3 separate regions of the Homo sapiens genome follow, and regions 2 and 3 are each linked to region 1. The links are chromatin loops, found by intact Hi-C in ENCODE. Cell type or tissue: Calu3. All regions are shown on one strand.

Region 1 (8,000 bases):
GGGCTGCAAAGAAATTGTGCTGTATTATTTATCCAATTGTTTAGTGCAAAGGACCCATTTCAAGTAAGTGAAGGATAATCCTATATGAATACAAAACTTCAGTAAAAATAATAAGTTATCTGAAATCAGAGGCTCTAGCTGGAACTGAAGCTAAAAGCAAATTAATTCAGTCTCACAGACATTACTGTACTGCCCATTAAATATAAACCATAGTGCTTGGCCATACACCCAGTTTTGATTTCTGCCTCTCAGATGGTGTGATGCGGGAAGAAAGTACATACATGGCATTAATATGTAAATAGAGTTGCCATACTACATTAGAATCAGACTCAAAACATTCTGTGACTATTAATTCTTAATACTGGTCTGAAGACCACAGGATATGAATCATAAAAAGGAAAGCAACTCAGAGAATAAAATTCAGTGGCCATGGTGACCATTAATAGTCATGTTTTAGGTTGGAATTTAATAAATATTAAAATAACATAAATTATATGTACTAATTTATCTTTTTACTATCACCCTTACTTTACACCATCTTTCTAAACACTGGCTAAAAGTCATACAGGATACAATCACCATCACTAATATTCTGTTGGTCTCATGTAGAACAGCGGCTGATAGTGATGAAAGGCACTTCATTTAATATGAACACGATCAATTAACCACATTATACTGAGTTATCCAGATATATTTGTGAGTCTGTCAAATTTTTTGATATAATGAACTGAATTATTAATTCAACTGGTCCTCTTGACTTTGGTTGCAGAAACCCAGCCTGAAAACAAAGCAAAATGGAATAGGTAGTGTGTCCACAGTCTGATTACAAGTATAATTTTTGTGACTATAGTCATTTACCTGAAAAATGCACCCATTCATTCCCTTATTTGAAGTTTCATTTATAAATTTTTCACTCCATGGCATTTATCCTTCTTTAGAGATATACTTTCTTCTCTTGTCTGAAAATCACCGTAGGTTTTTGTTTCAACAGAAAATTACACTCACAAAATGACACAAGATAGATTCTGCTCACAGAATTCTAGAAAAAGCCTGACATTTTATAGATTTTTATAAATTTACTCTTTTTTTTTTTTTTTTTTTTTTTAGAGATAGGATCTGGATCTGTTACCCAGAGATGAAATACAGTCGCATGATCATAGCTCATTGCAGCCTCGAATTCTTGAGTACAAGCAATTTTTCCAACTCAGCCTCCTGAGTAACTGTGACTACAGGCACCATACACCTCACCCAGCTTAAATCCACTCTTAATGCTAAAGCACATGCCCTAGTCAGTCAGGAATGCAAGTTTCATTGTTCAATTAGCATTTTCTATAGTATTCTGTAAGGAATTAATGAAATAAGAAAATTATCGTTAGTTTGTCATTAATACTTTCTGTGAGAAGTCTTAGAAATGAGATTTAGATTTTTACTTCTAACTGGGAAACAAGATGGAAAAACTTCAATAATTGCATAAATTCAGAATAGAACTACTACTTAATTTCTTAAAAACTATTCACTTAATTCTAAAAATGGAATTATTTTAATGGAAAAATAAAAATACAAGCTTTATAACACCTTTTTATAATACTGAATTTATTTGTGACAAATTAACCAATTATTTTTTAAGTGGCTTTCCTAATGAAATTACTGAAGCTTTGCTGTTTATGTATGAAATCACTCAAGCAGACTTGAAAACCTAAAGAATGTCATAATAGTTTTCCATCCACACCCAAACCACAGTTTGATGGAAACTTTAAAATGGAAAGTAGAGCACTTAGAATCTGTTTGCTTTATAATTATAATTCAGGCTGAAAAAATAGAGTTCAATGTCATGCAATTAATGGAAGAGAGCAATATGAAAGCTTCTCTCTTAGAAGTATGTTGTATTCTGTACATGAAATACTTCGAGTCACACTTTCAATCAGAAGTAGAGGAATTTAACTTATTTTTATAAGATAAGTTATGAAAAGAGAGAGCTACTGAATCATTTCCACCAGTGATACTAAAAGCTAGATAAAATAACATAGAATTTATTTTTTAACATAACTTTCTACATATACACTTTGAAATCTGTTTTACTTTGAGAGGAAAATATTGTCTAATTAAATTATTTCCATCATATTTAATGTATACTAGAGATATCATTTAGTCATCAAACTTGGCCATTAACAAAAGACAACTTATGCCATGTAATCCCAGAGCTTTCAGAGGCCAAGTTGGGAGGATTGCTCAAGGCCAGGAGTTCAAGACCAGCCTGACCAAGACCCCCATCTCTACAAGAAAATGAAAAAAAATTAGCCGGGCATGGTGGTGCATACCTGCAGTCCTAGCTGCTGGGAAGTCGGAGGCAGGAGGATTGCTTGAGCCCAGGAGTTCGAGGCTGCAATGAGCTATGATCACACCAATTCACACTAGCCTGAGCGACAGAGTGACACCCTGTCTCTTAAAAAAAAAGACCAAATAATTATCAAATAAACACTAATAGAGCATTATAATCATATATCTGCCACATTTTTCAATAATGCTTTGTTTTTTTAATCTAGAAGTTAGATATATGGACTTTAGTGATTTGATATAAAGACAAACTCAAGGCTTGTTTATGTTTACATAACAAAACAAAAATTATGTGAATATATATGCAATTGCCTAAATTTTTAGTGAATTGATGTATTTTATGAATGCAATTAGAAGGTAACTCAGTAACATTAAGAATAACTAAATTTTTACAGTACAAATGGTCACATATTATCCTCTTGAAGTAATATGTCAAAGTACTTTAAAATTATAATTATTAACTTTAAATTAAAGAAAATTTTGCATTTATATTTCCAACTGTTTAAGCATGACTAAATCTGGCCTCATCCTTTCTTTCTAGTCTCAGCACCGAATTACTCCCTCCATGTGTCTCTAAGAAAACCGTATCAGTGTTTTTTTATGTTTCCCAAACCCATCATACTAGTGCTCATTTCATTCTGCTACCTGGAAAATACCTTCCATTTTACTGCCTAGATAAATTATCCTCCATCTTTAAATGATGATATTAATAATATTGACGCCCAACTCCAATATCACCTTCTCTGTAAAGTCTTCTTTATTTTCTCAGAAATATAGATTGGCTCTTCTGTGCTGACAGATTTTTTTCTTTGCCAATATAATAATAAATTATGATTTGATGTCTATGTGCTTTAAACCTAAGTTACAACGAATGTTCCTTAAGACTAGGACCTGCTTCAATCGTTTTTTTTATTCTAGCACAATACCTGAGATAGAATCTCAACAAATATCTTTTAAAAGAGAAAGGGAAGGGCAGAGCAAGAAGGAAAAGAAAGTAGTTAGGTGTTCATTCTAATAACTCCACCTACTTTTTTTTGGAAAATTATCAGAAGCACAAATTATCACATGGTTGGAAATCTATGAACTATCACCAGCACAATTCAGATGTCGGTAGACTTTCAAAGTATTTCACATATCAATATAGCATTTTAATATTTGGAACTATAGCAGTAAGAAGTTATATAGGTGTTGAATCAACATCTGACTATTACTGCAAGTCTTTGGGAAAATAGAAGTTCTGAGTTATTACTCAAATGATAATATCAATAAGATCTTGTTTGATTTTTTTTAAAAAGCACATGATTAGGGTGAACAGCTTTCTAATTAAAAAACAGTTAAACAAAACTTGGCATTTATAGGAAAGAAAATCATATTGTTTTTAAGAAAAGAGTTTCAAGTACTAGCTAACATTTACTTCAAGCAACAGTTTCCCAGGAATGAATTGCTACATACTAATGGGGTCAAAGACACTAGACGATTCTCCAGAGGCCCTTTTCTATGGAAAGGGGCTTCCAAAATAGTGGGAGTGGAAAAAGAAGCTAGGGAACTGTTTCTTCATGCACCAAATGCCTTCTCAGAGTACTAACATCTGTTTCAGTTTACATACTTTAAGTATGACTTTACACATGGAAATTAAACTTAGGCATCATGCCTAAGAAGAGGCCTGTCTGCAAAAGAACAACGTGTACTATCACCAGCTGGAATTTGTATAGGTCCACATTCTACAAGCACAATATCCTGTGAGCCGCAGTCCCAAAATCCAAATGTCACAAAACATCATCCTAACGTTCGTGAAATGTTTATAGTAGAGAGGGAAAAGACAGTGAGAAAGAGGAATATAATTGAGAAACAATATGGAGAAGTTCTAGAATTTAAGATGCAAGAAATACTTTTGTACATAAAGACCACTAAAAATCCAAAGATCTTTTTGCATTTATTTATATTAAGAAATACTCATTCTATAACATTCCACTAAGTTTATTTATTAGACATTTACAATATTTTTTGATTCACTAACAGAATAATTATAATCTCTGGTTAGGCAAGCATAATGCAAACCTGCAAAAATAATGATGCTCCTTTGCTGCCACCATGTGGTCTGTCTGTATTTTTGCAGTTGTGGCTTCAGTTTCTAAATAATTTCACACTTGGTTCTGAAGCCATCAACATCAGCTCAGATCTCTAGTATGAAAATACCATTAAAAACTTGAAGAATACAAGATCTTCTGCAATGTCATTTACATACCAATGAATTGCCAATCAATTGATAGTAAACAGGAGCCAACAATGTAGGAAGCATTGTATTATGTTACCTAGAAAAACAATACATTGTCTTGTGTTCAAAGAGCACACATCTCTTAACATCAAAACATAGAAAAATCAAGGACTAATACGCAGCGACTCAAGAATTATCATATAATTGGATGGCAGTGAGTCGTAAAGAAAACTTCCAAGTTCTCTGAGTGGAAAGTAGAAAGGTGCCTGAGAATGTTCGTGGAAGAGAATGGAAAAGTTGTATGGCTGTTAGAAGAGAGTTAGATAGATAGTATGAAAGCAAGAGAGCATTTTAGGTAGAGGTAACATTAAGTAAAGGTCCAGATGTAGAATCTTTAATGAATATTCACAGAATAATTTCTATAGTGAAGTTTATGAAGTCAAAACAAAGAAAATAGATTAGAAAGATAGGTCGGGTCAATTTATGACAAGCCTTTATTGCCAGACCAAGAAGCCTGGATTTTAGCCTATAGATCAGGGAAGCTATTGATTCAACATACAAATTTTTTCCCATTGTAGATATAATTCCTCTGCCACATGAACATCTATGAATGTATGTAAAAATAACTTATTTCCCAAACAGAGAATACTCCAGCAGTTAGGATCCTCTAATCACTCATCCCAAGTAAGTAATTTATGGTTACAAGAGCCCTGAAATCAAAGTCAACCAGTAAATCACTGCCAAATCTCCAGGGAAAAAAAATTAAATAAGTATTAAAAAGGATGACGACTGGGCCCAAGGAGATGTGAGACCTTCCTAATAGTCCACTGAGGTCTTCTGTTCTGAGAAGATAAGGTGTGCATTGCAGGGAAGAAGAAGAATTTTAACAAGGAAAACAAAAGAAATTTACGCTCATTAGAACCTTTCACAGCGAAGTACAATGTAATTTGTGTTAGGGAGGGGCCGGGTTCAGTAAAAAGGAATTAGCGGCCGGGACAGGCATGAAGTAGGACTCAGATGTCCAGGTAAAAGTAACAATCCCAGCATTGAATCCATTCACTTAAAATGATTGATGAAAGATTCACAAAAGAAAAACAGCTTCCTTGGCGTCATTTTTTTTTTTTTTTTTTTTTTTTTTGAGACTCAGTCTCGCTCTGTCACCCAGGCTGGAGTGCAGTGGCACAATCTCAGCTCACTGCAACCTCCGCATCCCGGGTTCAAGAGATTCTCCTGCCTCAGCCTCCCAAGCAGCTGGGATTACAGGCGCCCGCCACTGCGCCCGGCTAATTTGTGTATTTTTAGTAGAGACGGGGTTTCACCATGTTGGCCAGGCTGGTCTGGAACTCCTAACCTCAGGTGATCCGGCCACCTCCACCACCCAAACTGCTGGGACTACGGGCGTGAGCCACTGTGCCCGGCCTTGTGTGTCATATTTTATTGGATGCTATATTGATTTATTTTCAAAAATGAAGTTACAGAGCACCATGAGGAATAAGGAATCTCTGGAATAAAGTTCAAATAACAGCTCTTCAGTCTTCGCAAGTGTAAAATCAAAGGGGAAATTTACATACAACCCTCTTGAGGAAAAATAGTAATTATCAAAGAAATACTGTAAAAATTCATATTGTAAATATAAACATTTTCCTAATTGTAACATAATATGCACAGATGGTTCCTGCTCATTATTACAAAAACAGCTCTCTACATTAATATTCAAAATAGCAATACTCTTTCCTTTATTCTTGGACAGCTTTCAAACTGCTTTCTGGGACCCTAAAGACCCTAAGAATGTTTCCCTTCTAAGCTGGGCGCAGTGGTTCTCGCTGGTAATCCTAGCACTTTGGGAGGCCGAGGATCACTTTAGGTCAGGAGTTCAAGACCAGCCTGGCCAACACGGCAAAACCCCCGTCTCTACTAAAAATACAAAAATTAGCCAAGTGCGGTGGCATGCGCCTATAATCCCAACTACTCGAAGGCTGAGGCCTGAGAATGGCTTGAGCCCGGGAGACAGAGGTTGCATTGCAGTGAGCCGAGATCGCACCACCCCACTCCAGCCTGGGTGACAGAGTAAGACTCTGTCTCAAAAAAAAAAAAAAAAAAAAAAAGAATGTTTCCGTTCTAGAGTCTTCTACTCCTCAATGACTTTTCCTTAGGCAAAGGACACAACAGCATTAGATATTAACGTCTTTTCTTTAATTCTTATATTTTGTGGATACATAAAATTCATAGGCAGCGCTTCCTCCATATGACAGAAAAGCAAATATCCAAATATTAGAATTAAATAATAGGTGTGAACAAAAACAAAGGAATGATATTCCAAACTTCTATTAATAAGAAGCATTAGTGAACTATAGTGGAAAGAACTCTGGACTGGGTTTATCTTATTACTTTCTTTCTAGTCTCTTAAGTTAAAAACTTAATTATTTTCCATCGTCTTTGTGCTCTAATAAATGCCACTGAAAGATATAAACTTTCCTCTGAATATTGCTTTCTTTGCAGTTATGGTAAGTTAGCACTCCCATCATTTATTTCTAATAGTGATATGTTCTATTATGATGACATTTTAACTTCAGTTATTTAGGGTAAATTTTTTTAAATTTTCAAATAGATAATTTAATTTTGCTTTCCTCAATATTCTTTAGACAATTATTTATAATTTTGAATTTTCTTGAACCGTGGTCAGTAAATATGGCCTGCAGGATGTATGCTATTATCCTTTATGGTCTAAACGATGGTCTTTTTTTTAATATTCCATGTGCATTTCGGGAAAAAAGTATGTTGTCTATTGAATGTGTATGTAAATTAGATCAATCTAGTTAATTGTGTTATTGAAGAATTCTGCCTCTCTACATTTTTCTACTTGGTCAGTGGATTTGTAATTGTCAACTTCACCTTTAATTTCTATTGGTCCTGTTTTAAGTAGTTTGAAGCTATGTTGTTGAATCATAACATGTCCATAAAATATCTTCTTGATGGAATGGAATATATATACATTTTTCTTTTTTTTGGAGACAGTCTTGCTCTGTCGCCCAGGCTGGAGTGCAGTGGCACGACCTCGCCTCACTGCAAGCTCCGCCTCCCAGGTTCACGCCAGTCTCCTGCCTCAGCCTCCCAAGTAGCTAGGGCTACAGGCGCCTACCACCACACCCAGCTAATTTTTTTGTATTTTTAGTAGAGGCGGGGTTTCATCGTGTTAGCCAGGATGGTCTCGATCTCCTGACCTCGTGATCCTCCCACTTTGGCCTCCCAAAGTGCTGGGATTACAGGCGTGAGCCACTGCACCTGGCCAATGGAATATATTTTTAAGCAACATAAAAGTAACTGTTTGTTCCTTTGAAAATAATTTTCCCTGAATAATACTGATTTATTGTTAAAACTACATTCCTACAACAGGTGCTGGAGAGGATGTGGAGAAACAGGAACACTTTTACACTGTTGGTGGGACTGTAAA
Region 2 (8,000 bases), 270 kb before region 1:
CACAGAATACAACTGAAAGACTTTCCAGTGGCCAAAACTGAAACAGTTTGACAAATAAAATAAGCAAAGTAGCATTCAAATATCACCAAAAATGTAAAATAAATATCTATGAGTCCATACCGATGTAAATACATACAAAATATAAAATAGAATAGGACAAATCTCCTATGCAGAATTGCAAATGATTTATGTAGCTACCCCACCCTTTAAAAGTTGAAGAGTAAGTCTCCACTCCTTAAGTAAGAACTGTATGTACATAGTGGCTTCCTTCCAAAGGGTACAGAATGGAAAAGGGAGGAAACAGCAAATTTACAGTGAAGACACAGGACAAATACCACCCCAGACAGGTGATCAAATTTAACACCAGGCTTGGCGCGGTGGCTCACGTCTGTAATCCCAGCACTTTGGGAGGCCGAGGCAGGAGAATCACTTGAACCCAGGAGGCAGAGTTTGCAGGGAGCTGAGATCACGCCATTGCACTCCAGCCTGGGCAACAAGAGTGAAACTCCCTCTCAAAAATAAATAAATTAATTAATTATTAAAGTTTAATATCAGTAATAATAATTCATGTTGATAGTTGAGAATGGCACTTTACCTCCTCCCAACACCCAGAACTCCAGTCTAATCATGAAAACAAAAATCATACACATCCTAATTGAGGGACATGGTACAAAATATCAGGCCAGTACTCCTGAAAAATCGTCAAAATCCTAAAAAACAAGGAATGTCTGGAAACTGTCATAGCCAAAAGGAGCCTAAGGAGACATGCAACTAAATGTAATATGGGATCCTGTGAGGGATCCTGGAACAGAAAGAGGTCATTAGACAAAAACTAAGAAAATCTAACTAAAGTATGACTCTAGTTAATAGTAAAATATCAATATTGGCTTATTCGTTGTGAATGTAAGATGTTAAGAAGAGGGAAAATTGGGTCTAGATTATTTGAGAACCCTTTGTACTATCGGTACAATTATTTTGTAAATTTAAAACTTCTAAAATTAGAAAGTATATTTTAAAAGTGACCAGATGTTGGCTGGGTGCAGTGGCTCACGCCTGTAACCCCAACACTTTGGGAAGCCAAGGCAGGCAGATCACGAGGTCAGGAATTCGAGACTAGCCTGGCCAATATGGTGGCACCCCGTCTCTACTAAAAATACAAAAATTAGCTGGGCATGGTGGCGCGCACCTGTAGTCCCAGCTGCTCAGGAGGCTGAGGCAGAAGAATCACTTGAATCCAGGAGACAGAGGTTGCAGTGAGCCAAGATGGCGCCGCTGCACTCCAGTCTGGGCGACACAGAGAGACTCTATCTCAAAAAAATAAAAAAATAAAAAAGTGACCAGATGTTAAATCATGTCCAAAATACAATTGGTTAGCATTTCTATAATTCTCCAGTTATAAACATCAAGAATAAAAATAAGAATCAAAGTGTAAAATATGTATTTATACCAAAATAATCACACTTTAACATATGTACATACATGATACGATACCATATAGGGCAGAAAATAAAACTAATATTTTCCAGCAATTGTAAACAGAAAAAACATGCCCAGGGCCTCAATGAAGAACACAGCCCTCTGATTCTACATTGCCTTTTTCCCTTTATCTTGTCTTAAGCAGATTAGAGGACTCTTCTGAATATTAATACATTTTAAACCTGGAGGCACATTTGGCATTATATTATAAAACAAAGATATGTTTATAGACCAGAAATTTAAACAAAGAGACACCACTGTGCTTCAACAAAGCTTATAATAAAAATACAGAAAAATCTATGTATGTATATGCACATATATATATAGAAAGGAAGAAAGAGAATAGGGAAGTTGATCTTTATTCAAAATGTACAAAGCTATAGTTACAGCTTTACATTTCCTTACTATTTCCCTTTTAGGTTATTATCTGTATCCCCTCCCCTTCTTTTTATTAAATCTTATTTCTCATTGTAGAGGCTTAATGTATACTAAGAAAAATAGTTTCTAGTATCAGAAGACATAGCTCTAGTAATTACCATAGAGAGAACTTGAGTAAGTAATATATTTTTCTAAGGCTCAGTTCTTCCAAATTAAAAATTAGTTTTAATAATTCTTATTGCAAGTGAAATGGATAAATTACATGAAAAAAGCATTTTAAACTATTAAGCACCACACAGATATTACTTGTTAATTAACCTAGATTCAAATATTTTATTCTAAAATATACTAAAATTTTCACCTTGCCCACTTAAGATTTAAAAATACTTCAATGATAAAATCAGCATTCTTTTATTAAAAGGAACTATAAAATAGCCAGATGTATTCCTTTTAATAGAGATGTGCTTTCAGTGAGGTATTCTGGGAAATGAAGCAGGACTTTGACAGGCAGAGATGGGGCTGGGCAATATGAGCTGAGGATTCCCCATGGTCTGGTAAGGAAGCCGACTTGGAAGTTAGCTGGAAATATAGTGTGCAGTAGACCAGTTAAAAACATTGGTGAATTAATATGCGTAAGGTTACCATTAATAATAATAATAAATACCATCTAGTGTTTACTTTATACAAGGCAGTTTTCAGATGTTATCTGATAAATGCTCACGACTATTCAAGGTAGAAATTATTTGCCTATTTTGCCTTATTACATATAAAGGGATTGGGGTTCACAGGGGCGAAATGATTTCACAGGCAGTGAAAAGTCAGTTTTCAGAGCCTTATCTTTGCAGATGCATTCTTTCTATTACTGTAACCAAAGACTATGCTGAGTATATATTAATATATACAATTATCTGACTGGGATAATTTATTTATGGCTCCGGTTAAAGATTTCCTCTTACCAAAAAATGTAAAATAAGTTCATATAGTCACATGGGTCACGTAGTTAATGCAAGTTTTAAAGTTAGCACGCTCATTTCCCAACTTCCCCCGAATTCTTGAAATTTACTAATGCTATTTCAAAATAGCGAAATGCACTGTTAAATTTCTTCTAGATTCTTAAGGTGTATTCTGACCTAAAAAATTAAGCAAACCGTCCTTTTAATAGGATCAAGGAGTTTATAGAGTTTAATAGTGAAGCCATCTCTTTTTCACTTGAAGAAATCCAATTCTGCATATTTTGCTTGCATGATTTGATAACGAAATGTATGTCAAGGATGAAAGACTAAAGGTTGAGCTTCATCAAACTAAGGAAAAATATTTAAGATGTTTTATGGATAGTAATTTTATAAATAATGTCAAATTCTTTTCTGGAATTTCCTATGCCTATGGTGAGAGATAATATAAATCTGATATAATCAAGAACTAGATTTTTCCCTATTATATGTAAATGTTAACATTGTATAGACTTGATAAGTTATCATTGGAATGGATACAGATTATTCCAAAATATTTAAAGTTTAATCTATATGTTTTCATGTTATGATTGACAATAATTTTAAACAAAATGTTTTTAATAATAAAATACATTTTAGTGCAAAACAAGATTACTCTTCGAACTAGGTATATTTAAACATCTATACTTCCCTTGAAAATCCTTGTTTTTTTATTTCTAAAATAAATGCTTAACATTTATGATATATGTATACCATAGATTATATTTTCCATACTGCAGCCAACTAGCTCACCATAATTATAAATTTTTTATATCTGTGCATATCATTTACCAATATTTATGTGTTTTGTTAGACTAAAATCTAACATTATTTATACAAATGTACTATACATAGACTTAATAATTGAATGCACTTATTAAGCACTCAATAAATGGTAGCCTCAAAGTAATGATTATCATTATATTAATGAATGTCCACTAAAGAATATAATTTAAATGCTTATTATCTTATGCCCACTCTTATATAAGGTCAACCAAAAAATTCTCTCCATATTTTACCTTAATTAATTCCTGTTCATTCTGCTTTCAATAGGACAGACATCCTTCAGATTTCTTTATACTATGATTACCCTGCAATCTATCTTAAACATAGCTATCGAAACTTCTTCTTAAATGGCCCTTCAATTGTGTCACCTTTCTCAAACCTCAGCAATTGCCCTCAGTCGCACTCTGGCCCAATAACAACTTTGTCCTCACCTTCAGAATTGTGTCATTTTTTTTTTCACTCTGGTTATTGTTCACACCTTACAAATCTCATCAACTGCTTTTTGACCTACTTGACTATTCTCTGGGCTATTCATTCTCTTAAATATTATTTTTATATACCAATGAAAAATCTACATTCTTAAGTAAATATTTTCCACATCAGCCATGATTGTTCGATCTCTCTCCTAATGTGTAACAAATAAATTTCTAGGTGCTTAGCCTCTAGCTTCATGCCACACAGAGTATGCAGTGTCAGCTACTTCATAAGCCACCAAGCCGCCTTGACTTGCCTGCATTATCTATATCACTGTTTGGAGGGCTGTTGTATATTGTTTGCAGTTTGTACACTTCACAAAGACTCCAACTGAGGGGGCCAGTGGGAAATGACATTCAATCCAAGCTCTCCTTGTCATACTATGAACCCTAGCTTGGGGCTGTATCTACTGGAAGAAGGAATGCCTTTTATTTTGCTCCTGTCCACTTGCCTAGGGTCACCTGGAGGTGGCACTGTTTTCTATTTCAGACAGAAGTCACCCAGAGGTGGCACTGTTTTCCATTTCTGTTTCTAATGTTATTTCAGACAAAAGGTGTATAAAGGCCTACTCTAACCCTGTAACTGAGGTCAATATTTCCCACTGTAAAATTTTCTGCCTAACTTAATCCCATCCTAATAAAGTCTCTCTCATATCCTCTATTAGAATGAGGCTTCTTTGATGGCATTAATGAAGTATTAATTCGACAACTAGGTTCTAAATATCCATTGTGTCCATTATACTATGATTACAAAACATATGAACAATCTGTTATTAAACAACTCATACTCTGATTAGGGAGCTAAGCCCATGCATGAAACTTTTAAACAAATATATACCTTGCTTTGGTGTGAAGTCTTCCAAACAATGAAAGAGAGACGTGTGGAGGTTAGAATAACTAGAAAAGACTTCACAGGGGAAACAGGTCTTAAACTGGACTTTGAAAAAGGAGTAAGATATTACTAGACTGTAGGAAGAAATGAAGACATTATAATAACATAAAAAAATCCTACAAGTGGTATATCATACGTATTATGTGTTCAGTCTTTAAAAAATATATAGCTGCAGAACTGGAATTCTTAAAGAACTAGACATGGTAATGAAGATTAATATATTGAGATCGCCAGGGTAGAATTTTAAGTTCAATCTGTTTCCCAGATCTTTAGAGGAGGAAAAAAAAGAAACAACGTAGTGTTTGTATTTATCATCTGCAAACCAGATGGTTATGGCAAGGGGTGTGGACATTCAAACACATTCTTCCCTGCAAGAAACCATGTTGCTGTGATGCAAGACTCTTGGGCCTCTGAAAACAGTGAACATAAAAGTACTTAAGAATTTTCTGAACAATTCAAAAACTCAAAAGACAGACAGATGAAAGAGAAAAAAAAGGTACAGTTTGACACACAGTTTCAGTAAACAAGTACATAGTTGGGTATTTGCTTAGTTTTACCTAGTTAGGAGAGTACAAGTTTTGTTTCTGAGCAAGAATCTTCTCAAAGGAGAGGGGAGAAAAACAATCAGTGCTTATTTACTGTAAATTTTGAATTAGAGAACTGGTCTGTGTTTGTATAGTCATGTATGTTAGCTTCATAAGGACACTGTAGGTTGCAGTATCCTTGTTGTACCCATACAATGCTGAATGAGTGAGAACAAACAAAAATATATGTGCATACATACATATATATGTTATATGTATATATTATATTTATATATTTTTCAAGACTGAAAAAATCCATTTGCCATCTTCTTGAATTAAAAAATACATATATTTTATATATATACTTTTATCAGAGTTTTTTAATCCTAATGAACTGGGAAGATGATAAGTGCTTATAATTCCAACAAATAATGTGAAACACCAGATGCACTAACCAGTCAGCGTGAGTAGAACATCCTGAGCAGTAAGCACAGTTGGGGCACTAAGCAGGCCTGACTTGCTAATGTAGATGAAGAATTCTCCATTTGGTTCTGAGTGGGAACAGATGCTTCATATCTTTTAGAAAGGAAATTACATTCTACAGAAGAGGAACTCAACACTGCCAAATTAATAAGATGAGAGATTTCATCATCTCCTGGAATACATTAGCATGCAATTTTCCTCTTGTTCCAATGATCCTTTCTGAACTAGCCCTTCTTAGAGTTTAGAACCTCATGGAAGCCCGAGCTGACCTAGTCTACAACCAGAATTGCCTTCAGAGCATTGCAAAATACTTTCTTAATTCCTATATGTATGAAACAGTAGAAGCCATGAGTGTTTCCATGTTTGTATAAAAACTTTCTTACTTCAGACTCTGAGTAAGCGGGATGTGAGAACACAGAAGGATTCTTGCACTTAGAAAGGGTTAGAAACATGACATGGGAACTATACTCCAATAGAAATTTTACTTAAATGAGTAAAGTAATGTGAAAAATTGCACACGTCAGGAATTAAGAATGATACATTTCTTGACCATCTCTTTCTTCTTGTTTATTTTTTACATGGATTCAAGGCAGCGTTCACTGAATTTCCTATTTAAATAGTAAAATACAGTAATGCAAATATACTATAATTCCCTAAAATAATACAACTAAGCTTAAAATATAAAATATTCACTTGCATAACCCCAAATATCTATTGAATATCTAATTTACAATTATGTATTGCTATTTGGATCACACACTAAAACTTTATGAACACAAAAACCTGACCTGCAATTTTCTTGCTATATAATCAGTGTCTATTATATTGCCTAGATCATTCTGGGCTCTTTAAAAACTATGGCCAATTAATGAGCTGAAGAAGATCTTATTCAGAAGGATTTTTATTGGGCAAGTACCATATTTTAAAGAAAAATACATACTTTTCTAAGCTACTTAGAGTATAGGGGAAGACCCATATAATAGGTGAAACCAGGCTACAAAAGTATATGAGATAAGGCATAATTATTATTTTCTGAAAAGGAAAAAAAGGAGAAAATAGATAGATAGTCCTTAATACTGTGATCCTTCTTTAGAACCAAAAATCTTCAGTTAAATTATTAAATTTCCAAAAACTTGACATGAGTGGAGTTTGCCATGTACATGAGTGAGGTAATGACTCTCACATCTGGACTCATAAAGAGCAAGACAGTAGAATTACATTGAAGGCAAGGACCAAGGATTTAGGAAGGTTACATGCAATTTAACTGAAAAGGCACCTACAACTAACATCTTGATTAGAATGATGATATCTTCATACATTGATCGGATGAACAATGAAGGAAATGGGAAAGGTATTCCAGAAAGATCTGGGAGAAGGTACAGTTGTGAAATTTTACCATTTAGTAAGAATTGTACTGCAAAAGAAAAGAAAAAGTTCAGTGGGAAGTGAATGAAGATAGAATAATTAGGGATCAAATTATGAAAGGCATTGGTTGTTAAACTAAAAAATATGAACCTTACTTATTCTATGGGCTACAGGGACACTATTTAAGCAAAATTATCTAAATAGTGTATAACAAGAAAGAAAGTGAAAACATTGGATAAAGTATAAATAAGGTGAATTTATATTGTAATCCCATCATAGACATACAGAATGCACATTGGAGTACAAGAATACAGATGATTACAGACATCAGTTTGCCAAAATTGGATTTTCCGAGTCTAGGCAGACTTGAGCAGGAATTGATGAAGGTTGTATCATGGGTGCCCACTTCTGTCTACACAGTATTCAAAATGATTAAGCCTAGCATTTGGCAAGAAAAAAGGAATGCCATATAAAATAATTTAATTTTAGTAAAGGGAACTTAGGAAAATCTGGCCATTATTAAAAAAGAAGTAAAAAGAAATAGTTTAAAATAAAATGAACCACGGGACGTCTGGAGACTATTTTAAAATACATCATTAGAAGCCCAAGATGAATTTTTTGTCATGAATCATAA
Region 3 (8,000 bases), 300 kb before region 1:
AGCATGAACTTTGTACTTCATAAAAAGATGTTTTAATGTAGTTGTAATCAGTTTATGAAAGATATTATCATTTGGCATATAAATATATTCAAATGATAATGCAAAGCTACATATGAAAATTATTTTAGTTTACAATACAGATATTAATACAAAAATCTGCTTTATATAATTATTATTTGTCAATTATACCTTAATAAAGCTGGAATAAAAACATTTTTCTCACTGTCCTGTGGAATATTTTGCTTTATGTATTTAGTCTTTCATCACAGATATTTGGCAAACGGAAAATTGCTTTCAGAGAGTAACACTACTATATCCTAATGGTTTGTGTGCTGTTTTATAAGATGAGGACACAAGTTTCTAATCTGTTTTATCTTCATTAAAAGACTTGTATCACATAATACATATCTAATCAACAAAACAGTATTAGCTCTATGTCCATAGTGCTATTATAGTCATTTAAAACCAAGGGGAAAATAGAAATTATGTTTTAATATGCTTTTCTGGAAGATTATTTTGAAAAAATGAGAAATGTATTCATCAAATAAACAGTGTGACTTTTAGATGAAATATCACTTTAACACAGTGTAATTCCATGAATAACATTTCCAAAGACACAACCTGTATAAAAATGGGCTTATGTCTATAGTTCACTGAACAATTCCATTAAGTAGATAACTTAAGGGTAATTTTGCTCATTAAGTTTTATGATTGAGAAGGAAATATCCACTTACAAATGTTAAATGCTATTACCTGAAAATGAGATACTACTTCAATTAGCTTGTTTCTCTCATTACACACTCTTGGGTGGGGGTGCTGGGAGTTAAGTGCATATGTGCCTAGTACTAATTGTGCAAAATATTGAAAGCATATGTGGCTGGGTGTAGTGGCTCACACCTACAATCCCAGCATGTTGGGAGGCCAAGGTGGGAGGATTGCTTGAGGCCAAGAGTTCAAGACCAGCCTGGGCAATATAGTGAGATACTATCTCTGCAAAAATTTTAAAGTTAGCCAGGCACAGTGGCTTGTGCCTGTAGCTCCAGCTACTCCGAAGGTGAGGTAGGAGGATGATTTTAGCTCAGGAGTTCTAGGCTGCAGTGAGCTATGGGAACGCTATGCTACTGCACTCCATCTTGAGCAACAGAGTGAGACCTGGACTCACAAAAAGAAAAGACAAGAAGGAAGCATATGTGTTCCTTTCTGTCCTCAAAATATATATTATTGTGGAGTATTATATATATTATATATGTTACACATATAACAATATATGTATGTTTTATATATATAACATTGTGGAGTGCTATATTTGTTATATAATAGATGAATATAATTAACTTATTATATAATTTTAATTATATAATATATGTTTGTTTATTGTATAAATCTTGAAGGAGCCATAGAGAACAGGATAAGTTATCCCCTGAAGATTTATAAAATGAATTATTATAACAAAATATGTTATTATTGGATATATATTATATATAAGGATATATATGCTGATGGGATAATTAGATATTTGGAAGCAGAGAATATGAAAAACAAAAACAAGATGACACGTAATGATGTCAATTAAATATTAAAATATGTGAGGAACTCTTCAAGGAGTAGCTTATCTTCTTCCTTGTGGCTCCTTTAGGGTTGGAATAAAAAGACACATTGTCTCAGTCTTGTGTTAACACCTAGAAGAGCAGTTTCTTTCTGAAAGTTTAAGACAACATAACTTCAACTCAAGGGGCAAAGAAGTGGGCCACTGGATTACTTTCTTTAAATGATAATGTTAAAGGTTAGTTTTATACTCTGAGTCATCATGGCTTCCCTTCTCCTGAGAATTTATAATTAAATTTAAGATGATGTGGAAAGTTAGTTGGAATGCTTTTAAATAGCAAGGAGACGAAAAACCACATTCACTGTTAAACCTTGTCTTCTCTTCACTCAGACAAGAATCCATACACATCACAGAGGGCTCAAAAACTCAGTGAACTCTCATTGTCCATGTCTGAATGAAAGACATGTACAAAGAAACAGTGGGTAGAAAATACAGGGTGTCTTGCAGTTTTCACGGATCTACATGGTAGTTGTACACCATATGATTAAGTTGTCCCTTCTGTTTTCTACACAGACATTTACTTAAACGAAAAGAAAAGTAAAATAGAAAGCAAAATTGCAGCCAATTTGTTGAAAAATATTGCAGTAAAGTTGTCATAATAGAATTATTTTATAAATGACAACACAGTATAAAATAACAAAAATTTTCAAATGACATTCTGAGAAATTCAATTCTGTCCTCCTGATTTCTCTATCCAAATCATAAAATTAACCCAAGCTGACGTCCAAAGCTTAGATTCAAGGCCCAGGACTTAAAAAAAAAAAAAAAAAATGTTTCTTAAAATACCTGGATATTGGGGCCGGTCAGGGAGTAGGGTGGGGTTGCGGGAGGGAGAGCATTAGTAAAAATTAGAAAAAAATAGTTAATGCATGCTGGGCTTAATACCTAGGTGATGGGCTGATGGGTGCAGCAAACCACAATGGCACACGTTTACCTATGTAACAAACCTGCACATCCTCCACATAAACCCTGGAACTTAAAATAAAAATAAAATTTAAATTTAAAAATTAGATAAATATTTTTATATAATCTAAAAAAGAACGCCAAAACTATAATTTTGCATTACTTGTATTTTTTGCTGTTTATGTTTAACTTTCCTAAAATTGATTAGGACTGGTAGAAATCTGATAATACCATCACTATTTTGTAATTTTCATGTTTATCTCCCAACCTACAAGATTCTTTTACCCTCACCAAATGTTCCAATAAATTGAATCCATTGTGAAGTCATTCCCACAACAATTGTGGCACTGATATATTACAGAAAAGAGATATATTTTATCTGATCACATTTTATTTGAAATCAACTCAATTTTTCTGTTTCTCATATATCCTCATAGATTTCTCTTCTCATAAATCTTAAGTGCTTTTAAATTTAGTTGTAAGAATTCAGTTCTTAATCACTAGATGGCAGACCAAATCCACCATCTTATTATAACAATTAGAAACTAAATTATCACAATTGCAGCTTGCCAACTATATGGTATGCCCTGCATCCACATTTTTTCACACAATTACACCTGTGGGGGAAAAAAAAAAAGCCTGCATAGAAACGGCCATATTGAAACCTTGGACTGGCCAAGAGAGACGACTGTATTTGCATATTAAATTATTGGAGTCTACTTACAGGCTTTGAAAAATATATGAAATAAAAGTCCCTAAAATTATGTTAGATATTCTCTAGCCATTAACTAAAGTTCTTTCAAGCAGAAATAATACACAGCACACACGTGTTATAAAAATTTTAAATCTCTTATTCAGACACAGGTTTGTGCTGATCATTTTCCCCTGTGAGCTGTGAGACTGTGAGCTCCTCGACAGCCAGAACTGTGTTTACCTCAGCAACCTTCACATTTAATGTTATATAATCCGTCTTTGATAAACGTATGTGTAGCATTGATGAATGCAGATGTGAATGAGGAAAGTAAGGAACTAGTTCATTGATATGCCTATTAAAAAGATAAGCACTTTTAGCTCTCTTTCCTCCTTCCCTAATCTTTCCAGAGAGGATGTGCTCTTAGGAACCCTTTTTTGAATGAAAGGGAATGGTCACTTGGTGGTTCTTACCAGGTGTGTCCCTGACATTCAGGCCTCTGTGTGACCAGAAAGGAAGAAGACTGTGTCAGTCACAACAGTTCATATTTTAGAACAACCTTCAGAAAGCTACAGCAACCCTTCAGCCTTCCTGACCCAGCAGATTTAGGTCCCTTTTGGGATTGTGAAGATCTGGGCTACCATTACTTAAAGTTTCTCTGACTGTAAAGGTCCTTGAGGGACTATAATCATGACACTGTCAGCTGGTGGCCTCATGAAGTGGAGAGAGAATGCCTTGTGGGACAAAGGAGGAGGTAATAAAGCCGCCCACGTGTCAGTCTGGATGCCACAGATGCTGCCTTTAGTAATGCACAGCAGAGCGTGGGCTCCTGGATGGGGTTCCAGAGAACCTACCAAGGAAATCCTTCCCTTCCTTCTGCTCTAGGGCACTGTTTATCATTAGAAGGGAAAGACGAAGAGGGACAGCATTCAATTCCTTCTTTAGACCATGCAGAGGAGATGCCAAAAATTCCACATTCCTCATTTTGCTTTCCTTAAACAACTCCCAAATTTGAAAAGTTAGATACATATGAAGCCACCAGGGATACCTGAGGGGGATCTATTACATACTTTGACAATTTTTTTCTATCTCAGCCTCAAGATCTATGGGATGGTGGGAGGATAAGTATGTATGGGGTAGGCCTATGGGGTTTTACATCTTCTGTTCTTCAATCCACTGCAAAGACTTTTACTTTCTAGTGAGCCCCGCAAGCTTAAATCTGGTTTTAGGATAGTTATCCAAATTATTACTTTTTCTGTGCCCTGCTCCTTTTTTCCTTGTACCAACTGAACAAGAGTAGGCATTCAATAATTATTTGAGCTGAGTTAAATTTTTGTTCCACTAAGGACAATCATGTTTTATATTCTAAAGCAATATAATGACAATTTTGAAAATTTTCCTTGAAATCTGAAAAATTGAAAAGGAGATGACTCATAGAAAGCTTCATTTCAATGCATTTCAGTGAGCATATGAATTTAAAAAATTTGATAAACTGTCTGTGAAGGTGGTTGGTTTCTTCAGTGCAACCATTAAATGTTTTCCAATCTCATAAGCAAAGTTTTTCAGTTAACTAGTAAAACTGCTGTTTTTACTTTACTTAAAATGGAAAAAATAGAAAGGAAAAACTCTCATATTAGGTATACTTAAGTTTTTTTCCATGTATCATTGGGAAATCTAAATGACTGTGGCCAAAACGTGAAACTAAAACTACACATACTGCACATGCAATGCTCATCTACAGTTCTGTCTGGAAGAGCAGATTTCAGTCTGCTAATGCATTTGACATAGATTTTTTTTCCCACATACCTCAAACTACTAAATAGCTGCAAAACAGCACAAAGAGAATTGAGCCAACTCTATAATCTATACACTAGAAATTTCAGCAGTAATTTTTATAGCCAACCTTAGTTCTAATCTTAAATATTAATCCTCAGTGAATAAGTTTGGTACAGAGCTATGCCAAATGTGTCTGCCTACCTAAATACATGAAACATTTGTAAGTGTTCTGAATGATGTCTACTTAATCTCTCCTAGCCTAATATTGCTTGAGATCAACAGGAGAGACAAAAATCTGCTTAACTGTTTCTCTTTCAAAGGAGAAGTAAATATTCAGTAATATATAGTATCCACATTCCAGATTTCCTTCATCTCCTTCTGGTCTTAGCTCAAATGTTACCTACTCTGGTCACCTTACCAAAAAAATTGCACATGACTACACACACATACAACCATAACACTCTCAATTCACTAATTCTTACTCTTTTTTTTTTTTCTTTTAATGTAGTAGTTACCACTTTCAAGCCTACTATATATTGAATTTATTATGTTTATTGTTTGTCACCCCATGATAGAATTATAGCTCTGTGAGAACACATATAATTTATTTTGCTTCCTTTGTTGATATATTCTGATATCCTAGAATAGTGTCAGGATCATAGTAAATGCTCAAGAAGTATTTGTTGAATTAATTTATTGAATATTAGTTGTTTGCTTAAGAAGCTTTATATGGTAAAGTCATTTCATAATATTCTTTTGTATATAAAAAGGGATTTTTATATCTAAAGTCAATTGTTAAGAATACCAAGTAAGAGATCTAGGCCATATTGAATACAAAATGATATGCTTCAACCCTGGGCTATTACCTGATTTTTAGAGAAGCGCCATTTTAGCTGCTTATTTAAATGTGGGCCAAACCTACAAAGCTTTAAAATACCATGAATTATAGGAATATGATGTATTATCATTTATTCCTGACATTATATCCTAAAAAGAACATATATTTTTACTCATTTTTGTAATTGAAAATAATTATTATTGTATTTTAAGAGAATATTCATTATTGTATACTCAATGAGTATAAAATTAAATATTTTACATAAAACATTTTAGAATCAATTTAACTCTGTATTTTATTATGTCTTTGCAGCTGCATTTTGCCTCCTTTTTCAATTTTCCCTGATACAGAAGAATATTTAGGGCCTCTAGAGAAAATCCAGACATTGTAGTCAGCTTATTTCTTCCAATTCATTCTTTATTCTCTGCCCTTGCCTTGAGCAAGTTGAAATTTCTTTTACAATCCACCAAACATTCCACAGTTCTCAATGGCTCTTTGATCCCATTCATTTCAGTACCAAGGATTCTAAAATATTTTGAAGAAAATTTCTAATAGGAATTTAAAGGGATGCCTCTTTCTGCATTATTCCCTCTGGAGCTCAGTTCTGGAGGCATGGGTGAAAGGAGACTAGTGCTGTCATCCCAAAGGCCAATTTCTAATTTTATCCTCTTGGAAATATCTAGTGACTTGAATTAGTATTCAGTTTTGTTCTGCTTTACACAGATTTAATTTACATCTATTTTCTAGCTATTAAAAAAGTAAGTGATTTTGCTGAAGAACAAAACTAAAACTAGATTTTACTCTTCTTTCTGGCATTCCTTTCCAAGTCACTTCCAGAACAGGTAATAGAATCTTTAAAAAAAAAACTGTAATTGTTATTTCAGAACCTAAATTCATCTCTTAATCTTCATATTTAGTTTATCCCTTATAATGTGCATAATTGCATGGAAGCCAATTTATTTATTGCATGTTTAAGATCAAAACTCAATATGCTCTGAATCTCAAAACCAGCCAAATGCCATAGTCATACTTGGTATGAGAAAAAGAGTTGTTGCCTTTATTGGAAAGTTATATCAATAACTTTTTAGATGCACAGCAAAGCTCTTCATTGGGTAATTTCTCTACTTGTAGGGAGAACAAAAGACAAGAAAAGCAAACAGACAAGGAGGATGAAGAGAGGAAGGAGGGAGAGGGGTAGAGGAAGGAGGATGAGACAATCATCTTCTTTCCATGTAACTTTACTACATCAAGAAGGAGGTTTTACAAGTTTCTTTAGAAAACAACAGAATTAACCTGAAGATACTTCTTTATCCTATTAGGGAAAATACAAAGAATGAATCGGAGATTTTTCACCTACAAATCCATGTGCTTCTAAGGAGAAGTTGCTATTTTCCTTAACAAGTAAACATGGGCAAACTTTATTAGAATTTCAAAAGTTTTAGATTATTACTTAATGTTATTCATTCAGTTTTTTAAATTCTGAATTTTATCATTATTGTATAATTCACATTTTAATTTATTTAAACATGGTGACTACGAATAAAATATCTATAAAGGAAAACAATACTCTTGTCATTTTCTTTAAATACCTGTGGAAAGATTTAAAGTTTCTAAAATCTTTCAAAAATTTGCTTAATTCCAAGTAACTACAGAATACTTATTTCTTGCTAATACAGTCATTAGCACATGCTGAGATCAGAGGAGAAAAATATATAACATTTCCTAAACTAAGGAGTATAAAATTTAGTTTGGACAAAAGATTAACTAAGTTGTTTACTAGTCAACTGGTTATTACTAAATTAATAAATGAAAAGTGTGCCTCAGTTTTTCTACTTGTTAACATATAGAAAAAGATAAAACATGAGCCTTTACTTTTGCAGATAAGAAATATTTAAAGATGTCATAAAGAAGTTTGCTTTAAAGTGTGTTTGAAAGCTCATCCTAAATTTGTCAATCTGGAAAAAGGAATAGAGGCATTAGTTAATCCATTTAATCGATAGTTATTTATCTAGCAAATATAATAACAATTTTATTAAATACTTGTTTAGTACAAAAGAAAACTTTGGATCAGAGAATGAGACATTTGGAGTTCAACTTCCTTGCCAAAAACAACCAAAATATACAGAAGCTGCAAAAGATAATGAATTTTTTGTAGAATGATTTTGCTCATATGTGTATTTCACTAG

What was found. Hi-C counts contacts between places; a loop is a spot of excess contacts. Peaks named below come from ENCODE experiments on the same cell type or tissue, not always from the same donor. Only the 100,000 strongest peaks of a DNase experiment are listed, where the experiment ranks them.
Region 2: it touches region 1 in a loop (7-fold over the local background); 20 of 110 quality-filtered maps call a loop at or near these places.
Region 3: it touches region 1 in a loop (10-fold over the local background); 11 of 110 quality-filtered maps call a loop at or near these places.

The regions. Positions count from the first base shown.
Region 1 is chr2:189,408,123-189,416,122 of GRCh38, forward strand. It overlaps a transcript of COL5A2 not described here. Among named protein-coding and RNA genes, the nearest start is that of WDR75, 29 kb to the right of the region's middle. In Calu3, no CTCF peak of the experiment used is centred here; a DNase peak (open chromatin) is centred at 4,439.
Region 2 is chr2:189,138,762-189,146,761 of GRCh38, forward strand. The region is part of intron 1 of COL5A2 (collagen type V alpha 2 chain); the gene reads right to left. Among named protein-coding and RNA genes, the nearest start is that of MIR3129, 9.7 kb to the left of the region's middle. In Calu3, a CTCF peak has its summit at 4,581 (motif pointing right); a DNase peak (open chromatin) is centred at 4,570.
Region 3 is chr2:189,112,273-189,120,272 of GRCh38, forward strand. The region is part of intron 1 of COL5A2 (collagen type V alpha 2 chain); the gene reads right to left. Among named protein-coding and RNA genes, the nearest start is that of MIR3129, 17 kb to the right of the region's middle. In Calu3, no CTCF peak of the experiment used is centred here; no DNase peak of the experiment used is centred here.